2 separate regions of the Homo sapiens genome follow, and region 1 is linked to region 2. The links are chromatin loops, found by intact Hi-C in ENCODE. Cell type or tissue: ascending aorta. All regions are shown on one strand. Links, peaks and the distances in the headings refer to the core of each region. The heading gives the core; the rest is flanking DNA. Region 1 has its middle 150 kb from the start of PCDH18. Region 2 has its middle 55 kb from the start of LINC02511.

Region 1 (9,565 bases), core at 2,507-7,506, 110 kb before region 2:
TCATTATGGAAAACAGTGTGGAAGTTCCTCAAAAACTAAAAATAGAACTTCCATATGATCCACCAATCCTACTACTGGGTATGTATCCAAAGGAAAAGAAATCAGTGTGTTGAGATATCTGCACTCCCATGTTCATTGAAGCATTGCTCACAATAGCCAACATATGAAAACAACCTAAGTGTCCATCAATAGGTGAATCGATAAAACAAATGTGCTATATATATACAATACAATATTATTCAGCCTTAAGAAAAGAAAATCTGTCAATTATGACAACATGGGTGACCCTATACAACGTTACGTTAAGTGAAGTAAGCCAGGCACTGAAAGACTAATACTACATGATCTCATGTGTATGTGGAATCTAAACATAGAAGCTGAGAGTAGAATGGTGGTTATCAAAGGCTGGAGAATGGGGAATTGGGGAGATTTGGCTAAAGGATACAAAGTTTCAGTAAGACAAAGTATAAATTCAAGAGGTCTATTGTATATCATGGTAACAGTGGTTAGTACATATATTGTACACCAGAAAATTGCTATGAGAATTAATCTTGTGTTCTAACCACAAAAAAGTGTGTGAAGCTTGATTTAGCCATTCCACAATATATACATACATCAAAACATATTGCACACCATAAATATATACAATTTTTGTCAACTTAAAAAAATCAGAAAATTAGTACAAACAAGAAATTATGAAAAAGCAAATTCAGTCATGATTAAACTATTGTATATTGAATATGTATTATGTGGTGATTAGTGTGCTATGAGTAAAATATTAACCAAGCAATGATGACTCTGCCCTCATACATAGAACATTTTGGTGAGAGGAAGAGCAAATTTTTTAAAAAATAAATCCTTGAAGAAGTTTGTAGCAACAAATTATGCTGTAGCTATAGCATGGAGCATGCTGGAATAGTATAGAAAAGAGGGAATACGCCAGTTTAGAGAGTTCTGGGAAGGCATTCCTAAGGAAATTATATTTAACTTCAAAGCTAAAGTATGATGAATTACTTAGGTATATGGGAACATGTGTTCCACATTAATCAATTGACAAAAGAATCTCATGTAGAAGTATCATGTAGCATTATTTATAATTATAGAACAAGAGAAATGAAAAAAAACTGCCATCCGATAATGGAGGACTAATTAGGTAAGTAACGGTACAAATGGCTGATGAAATATCATGAAGTTATTAAAATCATTATAAAATGCATGTTGATATCTATGTTAAGATATTTTAGTGAATATCTATGTTAAATATTCAGTTGATTGGACAAGGCTTACCCACATTATGGAGGGTAATCTGCTTTACTCAAAGTCTACCAATATTTAAATGTTAATCTTATTAAAAAAGAAACATACATAACAATGTTCACCAAATATCTGGACACCGTGACTCAGCCCATTTGACATAGAAAATTAAATCATCACAGATGGTAATTGTGCTACTCCTGTTTCTACTACTAAGTTCTGGACCCATGCATTTTTCCTATCGGTGATTAGTACCCTCTCAATGCATATGCTGTATCCTGAAGGATGTTTTCACAGTGTTGCCTTTGAGCTGCTATATGACCAGTAGATCACGTGGCTATGGTATTATTCCCATACCTCTTATATTATCAAATGAGGCCTCTGGTTGGATATTATGCTGTGTTGATATTATGCGGAGGATCTGTAGGAAAAAGAGGCAAACTGATACACAAAATAAGTAGCTGTCCTTGTGAGAAACAACTACTAACTCTTCCAGAATGGAAGTGGCTCAATGTAATTGGCTATTACGTGAGGATTAATGCCATATTGGTTACTTTAGCATTGGTCTCTATTGCTGACATATTGGGCTTTCAGAAGCAATAGTGGATAGGGATTGGAAAGTGGGAGATTATGCTATTGGACTCAGACAGGCCTTGTCCTGAACACAGTTATTCTGTTAATGTGTCCATCATGCTAGCTCTAGGGTGGCCAATGATGAAGACTGGCTAAAGGCTACTGGCCTACTCATTTGTCTACTTAGTTGTTCAGTGCTTACTTCATGGTGGATTTGTTGTGGCTATCATTATGTGATACACAAGTTTTCACTTTTCATGCCCATTCCATATATGCCTTCACAAGTCTTTAACCCAGACCTGCTTGTCTCTGATTTTCCTGTCCTTTCTCTTCTATGCCCCTGACCAGATGCCCAGGCCATTTGTCACTGACCTTTAATTTCTACTTGGGTCACTTTTTCTCCATGCTAGCTGGATGACCCAGTACACAAATCACATCTCTGCCCATTAGCAATATTTCCTCCCATTCTCTTTCAAGGACATGAAAATTAGCATAGTCTTCAGGAGAAATTGTAAATAAATATTGTTGTATCTAAGTGAATAAAAACTGTTTCTGTTCTTTTCTGGCTGGAATAAAAATAACTATTTAATTAATGATTTATTTATGCTCAATAGCATGTACTTGATGTCTTATTATTCTACTCTAGCAGTGATACAACGTACATCACAGTGCTTGGGATTGGGGCTTGGTTAATCCAGTTACAATCTACATATATTTTACAGAATCCACCTACAAGAGACAGAGTGGTGAATTAAACAAAGACAGGCTAAAGACTACTACTCTGCATCCTTTGCTCCTTTAATGGTAACACTAATCTCCATCATCCCTCATCCCTGGATAAAATACTGTTTTTGATTTAAATTTTGGCTGCTAAGGAAGATGGTAACAGAGCTTTCTACTTAGCCTTGCCTGCTATTGGGTACATAACACTGGGCTCTATTGCTGACACATTGGACTTTCAGAGGAAATAGTGAACAGGGATTGGAAAGTGGGAGACAATGATATTGGATTAAGACAGTCCCTTGTCTTGAACACAGATGTTATTCTGTTAATGTGTCCATCATGCTAGTGGGGTGCCTGCAAAAATTGCAGTAATAAGCTCTGATGCCTTTATCATTGGCCATCATGGGGTGGCCAATGATAAAGACTCGTTAAAGGCTGCTGGCCTAGTCATTTGTCTACTTAGCTGGTGGAATGATTCCAATAAGAATAGATTCTTACTCCACATCCCAGCAGCTGCGTGTGGGGATCATTCTACCTACTAAATATCTCCTGCTGTAACAGGGAAATTTAATGCCAATTTAGGTCTCTGGGTATCAATGTAGACTAGACCCAGGGCTCTGCAAAACATTTGAGTATTTTCCTTTTCACTATACTCATCAGAATAAGTGGTCTTAGGTCCCTCTAGAAAAGAACTAGAGTAATGATTACAATATACATTTGCCATAGTGTGGCGGGACCTTTCTTCCAGACACCTGACCACTTCTTTACTTTGAGAACTGGTCAAATAATGCTGACTTCTTACTGGGACAACTGCCGTCAACCTCCTGTGTCTTCACTCTTGCCTTTTTCTGGTTGTAAATTTTAAGCAGCATCTTTATTGACTAGGTGTCTATTTTCCCATAGAGATGCCATTGCCTAGGAGCCATCTTCAAACACACTATCAGTCAGCAATTTTTGGCTGCTCCTTAAATGTTGATGTGCATACAGTAATTTGGGGCTTCTGGTTTCTGGCAGCTAAACACTGCCATCTGACTCCTGTTACGTCTTGGCACATCATTATCATGGATGTTAAAGAGAAAGCTCTGTGACTGCAGAGGAGGGCCACAACTGTACTTTTTGTGTAATTTTTGTGTAATCCTCTCACCAGCACATTCCTGATGGCCTTGGAAAATGGTATGTGTTTTGGAATCTCACATGGAATATAACATGGTGGTATTATTTGGCCTAATATGATATATTCATTTCAGCATTCCCACTGTACTTGGCCTTTTTATTCCTCCTCCACTATGAGTCACAGCAGCTTGAGCATTTTTATTCAAAATTGCAGTAATAAGCTCTGATGCCTTTTAAGCATTATTGCCATAATATTTTTGAATTGCTGGAATCATTAAATCTGTAAAGCCATTTCTCTGCACAATGTGGCAGGGACTATGTTTCCCATATTCTTCAGGATGACATCCTCTTTGCCTGCCAATTAGTGAGTGACCTATTACCAGACCCTATTTTACCGCCTGTTTTCTGGCACTCCTTGCATTCGTTTGGGTCCTCTGAGAAGCAGATAGCAGACAGGTTTAGACATGTAAGTGATTTATTGGGGAAAATCATCGGAAGGAATATGAAGAGTCAGAAGAGGTTGGGAAACTGCTCAGAACTTGATGTAGGTCTGACTCCTATGGAGGAGATGTTGGAGGAAGGAAAATTGTATAGAAAAGTCTTAGACTATAGTGCAATTCTAAGAAAGTTTCACTGAAGCAGACTGGGGGTTCTCAAGCCAAAGATGCACATTACAGGAGTGCTTGTCCCTAGGAGTAGTAGTCTTGCGTTAGTGAAACCAGTCAAATTTCCTCATAGAATTTATGTCTATGATTTTTTTTATAAACATAGAAATGGACTCTCCCAGTCTTAAAACTTGAGAAAATTGCATTTGCCTTATCAAAGTTCCTTTCTCAGGAAATTGATCATCAGGCCTCCCAGATAGTACCAAGGAACTGAAATTTACCAGATCACTACATCTGGACAATGAAACACCAGACCCCTCGTCCATTATGACTGCCTCACTGACCATTTGCTGCCTGTTGACCAACTCCGCTTCCTTACCTCTCCCTAATTCCTATTTTTCCACATATCGTTAGATTTCTTCACTGCTATATGAACCCCTAATTTAAGTCAGTGGGGGAGATAGAATTGAGACTTACCTCTCAACTCCTTGGCTACAGCATCCAAATAAAGCCTTCTTCCGTGGCAATACTCATTGTCTCTTTGATTGGCTTTATGTGTGATGAGCCACAGGACCTAGACCAAACCCTTGGCATTTTGGTAACATTATTCTTGACATGCCCAGTCACCAGTTGGGAGCAGCCTGTGGGAAGTGTGGCATAATTGCAGTGTTGATTTTCAAAGCACAGCAGCTGAGACCATAGTCAATTTTACTCCCCATAGTCAGAGATTTGAGAGTAGCATATTCTTGACTGCTAGAGTACAGAATGCTTTTCTACCCTTTGGAATGAAGATAAACCCACTTACAGCCATGTGTTAAAAAATCACAGAACTTCTGTTAACTTAAGGTCCTGAATAAGTGCATGGAGGGTGGTATCACCCATTACTATTGACATGAAAAAGAAACAAACTTGTATTATGTTTGTGTAATTATACATTTTAGAATCTTTTTATACCAGAAGGTACTTAGTTTAGTTGATTCTTCTGCTCAACCAACAATTCCTTTTTATATTTTCATTTACCTTTCTTCTATTAACTTCTGCTGACATCTAAATGAGCTCTCATTTTTCAGTACCCCAAGTGATGCCCACTTACTAATCTGCATAATGTGCATTTTTTATTTTATCAGCATTGACCATTCCTTACCCAGAGATTCTCTCTTACCCCAACAGGAAGCATACTTTTGAGACGAAAGTTATTTGAAATTCAAAGTCAAACTGAGCCCAGTTCATTGGTCACCTACTATGATTACTTGATATATAGATATATCTACCTTGTTTCTTTTTTCCTTTTTTTTTTTTTTTTTTTTGAGACAGAGTCTCATTCTGTCACCTGTGCAGTGGTGTGATCTTGGCTCACTGCAATCTCCGCCTCCCAGGTTCTAGCGATTCTCCTTCCTCATCCTCCCAAGTAGCTGGGATTACAGGCGCCCACCACCATGCCTGGCTAATTTTTGTATTTTTAGTAGAGTGGGGGTTTCACCATGTTGGCCAGGCTAGTCTTGAACTTCTGACCTCAGATGATCCACCTACCTCGTCTCCCCAAAGTGCTGGGATTATAGACGTGAGCCACTGTGCCCAGACTACCTTGTTTTGACATCTGCTATTTGTGTATTTCTGAATTTTTTGCATTTGCCTAGTTCTCTGTTTTGACTTGGTAAAACTGTCTATATATTCCTTGACTTTTGTATGTTGGCTATTGTCTTTTTTCCTTACCTAAAGGGGGGTAAATGTCTTCCTCTGATTTCTTACTTCACATCTTCTCTGAAATGCCATGTTGATTTCTTATATGGAGATTGTTGAATCTTCCATTTCTCTCTGCTCTCTTATTTTATGAGCTCTTGGTTCTGGGCCATCTTCTGTATAAGTTGGTTGACGGTTCTAATAGGGAGCCCTATATTGTTTTCTGTTCCTAGTCTGGTTTCCAACTCTGTTTCCACAGCGTGTGAGATTACACAGGACCCCATATTAAGCAAGCTGTTTTTTCTGTCAGGAATATCCTCCAAAATCTTTGTCTTAATTCCAGATGATCTGTTCTTGAACAAACAGTATAAAACAAACAACTTTCATAGCTTCCAATAATTCCTTCTCTTCCTTGAATATTGTTTTATGACTCTTGTATTTAATTGTTCCTATATTGTTTAATATTTTTTCTACACATATCTAATTGGTTATTTTTATGTCATTAAAATATTTTGCAGTAAATAACTTTCTTGACCAAATGAAGCTTTAAATGATCTCAAGTGATTGTAGACTATTAAAAGAAATATAGTTCAAATGATTTTAGTTCTCTCTTGCTTGCTTTCTTTCCTCTTTGCTAACCTCTTTCTCTTTGCTTCTTTTCTGTTCTCCTTATATGTTAAGACAAAGGTGATTTTTTTTTCTTTTTCGTTTTAGTATCTGCAGTACTAGGCTGTAAATATGTACATGTGTGTTTATAAACATTTGTGAATAAACATAGATGAGTGTAGAATTCAGCATTTATTTCAGAACTTATTTTATTTGGATGATATAATATTAAAATGTTTCTAAAAAAACCTTTGTTTACTTGTATGCTTAGCAAACACCTGAAAGAGAGCTGTCTTTTAATTTGTTTCTACTTAAAATATAAATGCTGTCATTCTAAATCATTGTTGAAAATAAAACAGAACAAAAGCTAATACTAAGCCTAGGTCTAAAAAAACAATAAAAATAATCCAAATCACTTTCCAAATGCCTTTCATCACACCCTGCAAGGCACTGAAATAGAGTTTTCTATTCCTGTCACATTCAGTTGCAGGATTTACCAGAAGTGGACCTTGTTCCAGTTAGATGAAGTCAGATTATACTGAAAGCTGCTGATCTGTTTTCAGAAGAATTGTTACAATCCTTGAGAGAAATAGCTTAGAGTAATAGAATTTTAGCAGAAATGAATCTGCTACTAGCTGGGAAAAATTGTTATAGCCCCAGAAACTCGAGATGCCAAACTTGTAATTTTGACCATGGTCTATGAAATTAGGGCATAGAAGGGAAATACATTGAAAGAAAGTTTGTTTTTTTTTTTTTTTAACAGAAACTTAAACCACTGTGAATTTCACCATCTCATTTTTTCCCTAGATAGCCCTCAGAAAACAGTGATTACTAACCACTCAGAAAACATTACTAACCATGGCAATGAACTTCACTTGCATGTCGCTTCATGGTAGTACCTCCTTCTTCCCTGGCTAACCAAACAATTAAAGGAAGACAGGCATTTAGGCTATTCTCTTCCATGAAAGCTGTATCTTGAGGAGCTAATTTTAAAAATTGATGTTTTGTTAAAAACACTAAATTGATTAAGCATCAATCTGAAACAACTGCTGAGGATCAGTCACTAACCTAAAAGTCACTGTAGTTTACCTCAAATTTAAGGATTTATTTCTTAACAAAATTATTTACATTTTAAGGAAGTATATTCAGGTGAAGTTGCTGTAGGCAAGAAAAGGATTTGGGAACCAAAGACAGCATTTGACTATAAATGAGGAAGTGTGTCATTTACACACTACAGCCAACCAAAACATTGTGAGAAATAAAAACTAAAATTCATATCCACAGTTGCACATTAAAAGTATAGTTTTTATGACAGTGGGAAAATGAATCAGAAATTACATATTTTGTGTACATGAATTGCAAATTCAGTCTAATCATCTTGCTAAATTCTGTCTGCTGCTTACTACTAAAGACGTCAATTAAGCAAAATCAAAACAACAAAAAGCAATTAGTAGTTTCTTAAATTGAAGGTTTTTCAAACTAACAAAAGATTGCTGAGCACCCAAAGTTGATCACAAAGCCTAGTGATACAGGAAACTTGTCTCCTCACTCTTTTCTTCCATCCTTTCATTCCAGCAGCTGGCTCCCATGCTCTTTCTGATTATAGTGGCAACTGATAACTTCTCCAGGCCAAACTAGAACATTTTTGACACAATTATTCTGGGTTAACCCAAAATATACAATCTAGCAATATTGTGCTCCAGATTCTTGTCTTCTTTTTACTTTCCCTGAGTTACTGAAACTATCCCCATAAATTTTAAAATTAACCCGGGAAGAAGGGAGGGGGAGAAATGAAAATAAACCAAGCTTGCAGCATGTTCAGCCTTAATCACTAAGCAGCTTGCTCTCTGACCCTCTTCCTCATAGCTGTTTGGTGCCTGTTGCCCCAGAATCACTCAGACCCTATCACAGGATTATGGTTCCCCTTAACTGCTCTGTATATAACAATGTAGACATTGTAAAATGTTGTTTTCCCTTTGAGATATTCCTTCAGGTTCTGGATACCAATGAAACTACTGATGTCAGCTGGTATGAAGGACCCCAGGAGGAGCTGACTTAGCAACTAACGCAGTTTCCACATCCTGATGAGTTCATTTCCCTTATCCTGACCAATCAACAACCCCATTTTTCTAGCACCTCGCCCTCCATTATTTCCTTAAAATCCCCAGCCCAGAACTCCTTGGGAAGACTGATTTTATGGTCTTTTCCATCTCCTCACATGGCCGCTGTGTGTCATTAAACTCCTCCTCTGCTGCAAACCCTTCTGTCTCGGTGTAGTGGTATGTTACTACATAGTGGGCATATGAACTTGGTAGTCCTATAACATTACTGGTTAAGCAAACTTTAAAACTGATTCACCATTTAGGGCTAAAAATTCTAAATATATGCATATTAACAAGATCATAGCTGAAATAGACATGTAATATGGACCTTAGAGGAAATATATAATGTTCAATAGGACATACTTAGATCAAATGACTCATTCTAAATTTCTAAAACTGTAGTAAAAGTAAATAAAAACTTCCTAGTCCATGAAGAGACAACTTTCTAGAACAATAAGCTTTGAACAAAAACAGTGCCATGTTACTCAATAAGTTATTCTGAGAGTAAAACTTAGCTTTTCATGTGGCAATTTACTTGTTTATAAAATGGGAAAATTATTTACTATAGCCTTTAGGGCTGTTGGGATATAATTATCTATTTGGACATGCCTATCACAGGATTTGTCATATAAAATTTCAAGAACTGTTAGTTTCCCTGTCAATGAATGTTAAAACTCATTCCATTTACAGATAAAAGCAGTTGTATGCTGAAGACACAGCAAACTCCCCAAAGTAATGTGGGTAACAGCATTGTAGATGTAACAGTGCTAATGTTCCCAATCATCTTGTTCTCTTGACCTCTTTTTCCAAAACATGTTCTCAATAACACATTCTTTCCATGCATTTTGCAGGTAATTTCTCTTCCCCACCTCTATTGCTGTCAGGGTAGCAATATGATCTCATGTTCTC
Region 2 (9,565 bases), core at 2,133-7,132:
TTACAATATTCCCAGGAGTGTGCAGGGTTTTCTGTTCTCCATATCTCATCAACACTTATTATCTTTTGTCTTTTTAATAATAGCTCTGCTAACAGGTATGAGGTAATATGTCATTGTGGTTTTACATCTCTCTGGTGATTAGAGATGTTGATGATTTAAAAATACATCTGTTGGCAATTTGTATGTCTTTTTTGAGGAATATCTATTCAGTCCTTTGCTCATTTTAAAAATAAGGTTATTTTGTAGTAGTTTGAGTTCCTTGTATATTTTAGATATTTGCCTCTTACCTGATGTATGATTTCCAAATATTTTTTCAATCTATGAGTTGTCTCTTCACTTTATTAATTTTTTTTGCTATGCAGAAGTTTTTTTAGTTCAATGCAATCCCATTTGTCTACGTTTGATTTTGTTGCTTGTGCTTTTGGTGTCTTATCCAATAAGGCACAATCTCATGGAGATTTTCCTCTATGTTTTCTTCTATTAGTTTTACAGTTTCAGGTTTTATATTTAAGAATTTGATTAATTTCTAGTTGATTTTTGTACATAGTGTAAGATAAAGCTCTACTTTTATTCTTCTGCATGTGGATATCCAGTTTTCCCATCACAGTTTATTGAAGAGACTGTTCTTTCTGAATTGAGTGTTCATGCACCATTCTCAAAATTCAATTGACCATAGATGTGTGGTTTATTGCTAGGGTCTTTATCCTATTCCATGGGTTGATGTGTCTGTTTTTAATGCCAGTACCATGCTGTTTTGATTACCATACCTTTGTAATATACTTTGAAATCTGTTTGTGTGTTGTCTCCAGCTTTGTTCTTTTTCAATCTTTGCTCAAGATTTTTATGGCTATTCAGGATGTTTTGTGGTTTCATAAAAATTATTGGATTTTTTTTTCTATTTTTATGAAAAATGATACTGGAATTTTGATAGGGATTGTATTAAATCTATAGACCACTCTGTGTGATGTGGACATTTTAATAATGTTAGTTCTTCCAATCCGTTAACATGGAATATTTTTTCATTAATTTATATTATCTTTAATTTCTTTCATCAATGTTTTATAGTTGTATAGATATCTTTCACTTCCTTGGTTAAATTTATTCCTGAGTAGTTTTTTTTTTGATGCTATTATAAATGAGACTGTTTGCAGAGGCTGGAACAGTTTTGAAGTTAATGCTGGAGTATGCCAGAGGGCACAACCAGTGAGCTTTGGCAGCAACCACATGGTGCTAATTCTGTAGGCACAGGATACAGAAGTTCTGGAGGGCTGGCCTTCTCCCCTAGATTTCAAAGGATGTCTCCAGAAGCCTCCCAGGGAGAGAACTGCTGCAGGGGCAGAACCACCACAGTCTCTGGTTAGGCAAGGCTGTATAGTAACCATGGGGGATGGGCTGCCTCAAGAGCCCTTACTGTAGAGCCACAGCATGTAACACCAGCTTGGGAGGGCCACGATCTCCTAATTGCAACCTGTAAGAGAAGCATGATCAATGCCCATCAAAGCTGTAGGAGTAAGGCCATCAGGAGCGTTGAGGACTCACCCCTTACTTCAGTGCCTGTGGACAGTAGGACATGGAGTAAAAGATTATTCTCAAGCCTTGAGATTTAATGTTGCCCTGTTGGGTTCTCAACTTACTTGGGACCTGTTGTCCCTTTATTCTTTTTTATTTCCCCTTTTTGGAATGGCAATATCTGACCTATATCTGTCCCACAATTATATTGTGGACATAACTTGTTTGATTTCACAAGATTACAGTGGGAGAATTTGTTTCAGGATGAATTGTACCTAAAGTTTCACCCATATGTTGTTTAGGTAAGACTTACGTCTTAGACTTTACAGTTGGTGCTGGAATGAGTTAAGACTTTTTGGTACCATTGGGATGGAATGTATGTATTTTGTTTGTGAGAAGGATGTAAAGTTTGGGGGCCAGAAGTAGAATGCTATGGCCTAAATATGTCCCCCAAATTTTATATGTTGGAAACTAAATCCCCGATGTACTAATGTTGAAAGGTGGGGCCTTTCTGGAAGTGTTTATGTCATGAGGGCCCTTCCGTTGTGAATGAATTAATGCCATTATAAAAGGGCTTGACAGAGGAGGTTCACCCCTTTTTGCTCTCTATCTTCTGTCATGGAGGGACATACCATTCCTCCCCTCTCACAAACACAGCATGCAACTCATCATTTTGGAAGGAGAGAGCAGTCCTTTCCAGACACTGGATATGTTGGCACCTTAATCTTAGACTTCCCAGCCTCCAGAAATGTGAGAAAATAAATTTCTGTTTTATGTAAATTATCCAGTCTCAGGTGTTTTGTTATAGAAGCATAAATGGACTAAGACATGCAAATACTTCACAGATACATAAAATATGAGATATTGAAGAGAGAAATCACAGAAAAATAAATTCAAATGTTTTCAAAAAATAATTTTTGTGAGTCTTCAAACTTACTCGTGAGACATGCAAATTAGAAATAAAGCAAGATTTATTTTTTATATTTATGATTAACAAACATGCAAAATGATGAGAAAATATTCTTTCCCAAACTAAGGAGAAACAGGTTCTTTCATACATAGATGGTGGGAGAAAAAATGGTGTACTTCTAATGAAACAAGTTTTAGCAATATCTCTAAATAAATGCTTCTAGCCTATGAACAACACATCTCACTGGGAATTTATCTTACATATGTTTCTGCATAGATTGGATAAAGTATTGCATAAAGTAATACATTGAAATATAGTCTGTAACACCAAGAAAGTGGGAACAACCCAAGTATTTATTAATAAAGGACTACTAAAATAAACTATAATACCATTATCATAAAGCAGAAAAAGATAATAAGATAACTTTCTATATTATAATATTAAAGAGCTCAAGATACATATGATGAAAAAGCCAATCTTTAGAATACTGTATAGAGTAAGTTTTATTTTTTGGAAGAAAGAGGAAAGTAATTGTATACAATTATAATTGCATAAAGCCACCTTGGAGTGATGCATCCAAAAGTAATGACAGTGGTTACCTCAAAAGCATTGAGGTGGGCTAAATTAGGCTGACAGTGATGGGTAGGCCTTCAACATGTTCTTTAAAATTGTATGCCTCTTGCATTTTGAACTATATGAATATATTACATATCCTAAATGAATGCAAATGGAAAATATATAAAAATTTAAAAGGCAGTTAGTCAAAATATTATATTCATAGCATTTTTGTTGCTGAAATAGTCCCAAACCCCTTTTTTTTAACTGATGAAAGAACATACTGAGGCATATGGCTTTGTCAAGTTCACAAAGAGATTTTCAGAACAAATTAGACCTGCAGTAATATACATTGTTAACATCTGGCTAATGTTCCGGTGAGTCTTTCTAAGACACATCCTCAAGTTCAGTCTTCACAATGGAGGCTGCACATTGTCAGGGAAATATGTATATCCAGGTTGAGAGTCAAAATGGAAGTGCATTTGCCTTCTTGCTCAGATTATCATATGTTACAAATAAATGTGATAGGTCAAGATAAAACCCATAAAGTTGATCTACAAGGACCAACTAACAAACAAAATTAAAGGAGGTGTGCAACATGTGGAAATGTTCCTCATAAGTATCTATGGTACATCTGTGAATGGAAACAAAATCGTATGCTCTTAGGTGTGCTTATCGAGATAGGAAATAGACATGAGTAATTTGCTTGTAAGGTGAGATTGTGCTATCTTAAATGCAGCAGAAATGTTACAATTGAACATTATCAATAAAGTGAATAAAAAAGTTTCTCTTTCATCAAATCTTCTAGGCTCTAGAGTTGAAGTTTTAAAAAATGAATGTTAACTTTATATTATAAAATATTATCTGTTGACTTTCACAAAGTTTTTAAATTATTAGTTTATATTTTTCCAAGTTACTCTAGTATTATATTGAAAATCTCTTAATAGCATGTTTTCATGATCTCTGAATGTCATAAAGAGTTGTAGTTTTTTCATGTTTCTATAATATATATTTAACTGTCACCATAATTGCAAGTTTTTAATCTTAAACTAAAATTTTGTTCATTATGCTACAATGAATCAAGGAATAACATGAATGAACAGACACAAAATATTCTTTTTCTGTTTTTAATCTTCATCTTAAAGTATAATTTCTATGAAACAGCAGAGTTTACAAGGGATTAAATTAATATGGAAAGCTTTAAATCAAGACCTATTATCTATATTCATAGTGTTTAGGAATATAAGACTTTAGAATTAATCCTGGATTTTTGTTTCTCTTTTCCATTACTCTCCTATGGTATGTAATGCAATGTTTTGTTTTGTTTTGTTTTGTTGCTGAAAAAGGCATTAAAAACTCCCACTGGGAGCTGAAAAATATAACAGTGGTTTTCCAAAATGTAGATCGAGGAAAATTAGTTTGTTTCATATTTTTTTTTTGCACCATGCTCTGGGGTCTTTTGATCACCTATTATTTATCCTGCTGGTGAGGAAGATATCGTCTCCTTTACCTAATATGAAAAAAAAAACAAATATATGATGACCAATATTGCACAAATGAAATCAAACAAGTTTATTGTTAAAACATACCCATAGCTCCAGAGTAGTATCAGGCATGACACAAGGCCATGCAGAGGGTGCACAGGGGACAAAGCTGAACAAGCAAGGGCTGTGGGAGGCAGGCTTGGTAGTAATGAGAGGGTGAAGTACCTGAGAAAGATACGAACTTGTTCTAATAACTTGTTTGAGGTGGCAGGCATAAAAAACCTGTTAGGTTGAGGACCAGATGGCGAGCAGCTGCCTCACCTGATCCAACTAGCTGGGTCAGAGTATGTCTGTTGAGAGCAAGGAGACTCACCTTTAGGCCTTTTGTGCCCCACAAGGTTCAACAATGTGAAAGCAGCGGCATGTGAAATTGTAGGCTTATAATACTTAAGATTGTAGTCTAAAATATTATAGTAGTCCTCCCTTATCCATTGATTCACTTTCCGTGATTTCAGTTACCCACAGTCAACCAGGGTCCAAAAATATTACATGGAAAATTCCAGAAATAATTCATAAGCTTTAAATAGTGTGCCATTATGAGTAATATGATAAAATCTCACACCATCTCACTTGGTTCCACCCATAACATGAATCATCACTTTGTCCAGTGTATCCAAGCTGCACACACTACCCACTTAGTATCCCTCTGGGGTATGATATTAACTGTTGCGGTATCACAGTGTTTTTGTGCAATTAACTCTTTACTTAATAATGGTGCCAAAGTGCAAGAGTAGTGATGCTGGCATATTGTTATAAATGTTCTACTGTATTTTTAGTCATTGTTGTTAATCTTTTACTGTTCCTAATGTAGAAATTAAACTTTATCATAAATATCAATATATAGGAAAACATATAGTGTATGTATAAGCTTTGGCACTAGCACAGTATTAGGCATCTACTGGGAGTCTTGGAACAAATATATTTCCATTTCTCCCTGTATTAGTCAGGGTTCTCTAAAAGGACAGAACTAATAGGATAGATGTATGTATGAAGGGGGGTTTATTAGGAGAATTGACTCACACAATCACTAAGTGAAGTCCCACAACAGGTCACCTGCAAGCTGAGGAGCCAGGAAGCCAGTCCAAGTCCCAAAACCACAAAAGAAGGGAAGCTGATAATGCAGCCTTCAGTCCGTGGCTGAAGCCTGAGAGCCCCTGGCAAATCACTGCTGTAAGTCCAAGAGTCCAAAAACAGAAGAACTTGGAGTCTGATGTTCCAGAGCAGGAAGCATCCAGCATGGGAGAAAGACAGAGGCCGGAAGACTCAGCCAGCCTCGTCCTTCCAGGTTCTTCTGCCTGCTTTTCTCCTAACTACTCTGGCAGCTGTTAGATGGTGCCCACCCAGATTGAGGGTAGGTCTGCCTCTCCCAGTCCACAAACTCAAATGTTAATCTCTTTTGGCAGCACCCTCACAAACACATCCAGAAACAATACTTTGCAGCCTTCAATTGGATCAAGTTGATACTCAATATCAACCATCACACCCCCTATAATGGGGTACTATTGTTTACTTCTCATGAGAGAAGTTTCCTATTTGCTTTTTGTTTGCTTTTGTTCTTCCGTAGACTAAATTTTCTTGTCTCCCTGAAAGCTCAAGAGATACATCATTCTTTTATGTGAAATGTTCAATATTGCACAATTAAAATCTTATATAGCACCCCCAGCAACTGAAATAGCTAAAAGGATGGACTGCGGATTTAACAACAAAAAGATTATATTGATATGTAAAAATTTTAAGGCATATGTATAATTTTATGGAGCATTCTATTGTGATGATTTTATTCTCCATAAAATATAAAGAGGTAATAGGCCATGTGTTAAAATGAAAAGAGAACACAGAAACTAGTGTAGGAAACCCGAGTTCCAATCCTGGTTCTTTTGGAAGTAATTTAATAGTTCCAGTCATCGGTTTCTCCAGTAAAAAATAATAATGGTGAAACAAGATGAATTTTATTTTCCTCCTTTCTCCAAGATTATTTTAATCTAAGTTCACATGTTTTAAAAATATTTGCACAGTATCTGTGCATATTTTGTTTTTAGTTCTGTAAAAACATGGCCCAAGGATGATGAAACAGACCGCTATCAAAAGATAATGGTGTCTGCCTGTAATCCCAGCACTTTGGGAGGCCAAGGCAGGTGAATTACCTGAGGTCAGGAGTTCGAGACCAGCCTGGACAACATGGTGGTGAAACCCCATCTCTACTAAAAATACAAAAATTAGCCAGGCGTGGTGGCATAAGCCTATAATCCCAGCTACTCCAGAGGCTGAGGCAGGAGAATCGCTTGAACCTGGGGGATGGAGGTTGCAGTGAGTGGCGATTGTGCCACTGAACTCCAGCCTGAGTGACAGAGCGAGACTCCATCTCAAAAAAAAAAAAAAAAAAAAGATAATGGTGTTGATCAGCTGATACAGAAAGGGAGAGAGGTTAAGAGCAAATGCTTCCAGTAAAACATTTTACTGATGTTTACCTTGTTGATTATGCACTGACTCATTGATTTATATTGTAACATTGCAGCCACTGTAATAATTAATATATGGTATTTACAAAGACATCAACATTAAAAGACAGCTATAATTATATAATATTCATGTTAATAAAAGTTGTTGAGATAAAGTGTAGCCGCTGCTGTTTAAGAGAATTTGCGCCATTATGAGAAGATATTTTGAAGAAAAGCATCTGCTTTCCATTGCAGAGATTATATTTATTCTTTTAGAATGTATTGAACACAAGATTGGGTGAAAATGAGTTAACTACAACAACAAAAATGAAGGGGAAGCAGTTGCCCTGTTTTCTTTTCCCTTAGTACTTCTGGGAAATGCAAACACAAAGAGAAAGATCTAGCTTTGGTAGAAAGGACAAGGGAATAAAAATGAAACTCAAAACTACTGCAGACGAAAGAGTAGAGTGTATGAACATTCCTTTTCCTATGTAGGTTTGGGGAGACTATTATTTTGTTGTTGTAGAGTGTGAGGTGTGTGATACAGTTGTGTTGTTGTTAGTGGATTCTTGAGGCATTATATGTTAATCTCTGTTCTCCATTTTTTCCCCTCTCACCTGTTGAAAATGTTTGTTTGTAGGCGATTTTGTGTTTTGAAATGGTTGAAGAAACTAAGTGGGGCTGATGGTAGAAGAAGAAAAGTTTAGAATTGGCCTGAAGTTTAGTTGTGAGTAACGATAAAAGTAATGAAATAATAAAAGTAATGAAAAAGCGCTTTTTATCTTTTTCTAAATTGCCCAACCACTTTTATTGGAATAGGACAAATAGGAATGAAGTGGGAGAACTTTTCTGTCCAGGAATGTCACGGATTTGTCTGAACCTTCCCTTTTATTCATCTTTCTGGATGCCACTCCTGTGGCTAGACAAAGTAGGTTAGGGATCCAGAACCTTGCCAACAGTATATCCAAACTAAACTGTGAAGTAAATACGTTTTATAAAATCAGCTGCAACTGAGCTTTCATGTTGACAGCATCATCAAATGTTTTATATAATCTAAGTCTATGGACTATTGAATGAAATTGATTTTTTAAAGTTTTTATGCTTTTTCAACTTTCTCTGAGAAGTCTTCTCAGAGGAGTCTTCTATATGTTCTTTATTTTAGTACATTATTTTGCTATTGATTGTTAGAATTACGATAGACCCCCCCACACACACACATTTCACTAGCAGCAAGCAATATGAAATTAGTGATCAGGTTGTTCATCTGTGTTATCCCAGTGTGGAGTAGAATGATGAAACATAAAAAGCAAGCAGTAGTCAGTTTCGTTCTTAACCCCTCTTTCGACTGCTTCTCGTAGCACCCACACCTTTATTATCCACTTGTCAAAATTTTACCAATCCTTAAAGTCTTATCTGAAATACAATCTTCTGTAAAGTATTCATTTTTACTTTGCATCTTAATCAAGACATTACTTTCCCTCTGCAACCAATAGCATTTTGTGTTTCTTGTACTGCTCATCTTATTGTTTCTAGAATTAAAATTGTGCATGTATGCTTTATCACTAGTAATAAATCCAGACAATTTATTCCCTTAGAAATATTTGTTGAATGCTTACTAGGGACCTGTTTTAGTTTATTTAATTACATCTTTGAACAAAATGAACAAGATATTTTGCTTTATGGAGTTTATATTCTAATTGATATAGACAAATAAGTAAAAGTAAAACAGTGTGAGAGATATGGCAGTGACAGGGGTTGGGGTTGCAGAGTAAAATACAATGACCTGGATAGGATATGTTGAGAAAGTAAAGACTCGATTATTAGGGTTAGCTTTATGGATTTTTGGGGTTGGGGAAATTAAGAAGCTTGTTCCAGGCAGAGGAGACATCGAGTGCAATGAATGCCCTAATCCCAAAGCAGGATTAAGGTAAGTAAATCAGAACAATGGAGTGGAGCCCAGTGTAACTGGAGGCAGTCTTGTTTGGAAGATTGCAGTGCGGTAGATGATGACTTTGAATGATAATGAGGGGCTAGATCATAAGAGGCTTTTATAAGCCCTTTAAAGAATTTTACCTTTTCCTCTGGGTAAAATAAGAAGACATTGCAGGATTTTTAGCAGAAGAGTGACATGATTTGGCTTGTCTTAAAGGGATCTCAATGTAATTGTATTGAGAATAGTTGAGAATAGGGCATTAGCAGTGCCAGTGATAGAAGCAGGGAGTCTAGATATCCATTATAGAAGAAAGAATAATATCATCTGAGATGAAAGAGTAGCTGTGGAAGTAGTGGGAACTGGATATATCTCAGGGAACTTTGCAGTGGATAGGTTTGAAGGAGAATATGAGAAGTTCAGTTTCAGAAGTGTTAAGATCCTATGCATATGTTGAGTAGGCATACATGTTTATGCTAAGTATTATTTAAACATAGTCATTTATTTTGCAGGAGCTATCTGTATAACACATGAAAGCATTAGTATATTTTCTTTCTATTTCATATAACCGATATTACTAGATACTAAAAAAGGCTTATGTTCTATTCTAAGGTAGTCAATTTAGTACTTGGAGGCTGAGAGTACATATTTTTCTTTAATTGCTGATTATTTGGTAAGG

What was found. Peaks named below come from ENCODE experiments on the same cell type or tissue, not always from the same donor. Only the 100,000 strongest peaks of a DNase experiment are listed, where the experiment ranks them.
Region 1: it touches region 2 in a loop (2.3-fold over the local background); 2 of 110 quality-filtered maps call a loop at or near these places.

What each region holds. Positions count from the first base shown.
Region 1 is chr4:137,373,151-137,382,715 of GRCh38, reverse strand. No RefSeq gene overlaps it. Among named protein-coding and RNA genes, the nearest start is that of PCDH18, 150 kb to the left of the region's middle. In ascending aorta, for the core only: no CTCF peak of the experiment used is centred there; no DNase peak of the experiment used is centred there; H3K4me3 peaks cover 730 bases; H3K27ac peaks cover 1,518 bases.
Region 2 is chr4:137,262,760-137,272,324 of GRCh38, reverse strand. No RefSeq gene overlaps it. Among named protein-coding and RNA genes, the nearest start is that of LINC02511, 55 kb to the right of the region's middle. In ascending aorta, for the core only: no CTCF peak of the experiment used is centred there; no DNase peak of the experiment used is centred there; H3K27ac peaks cover 459 bases.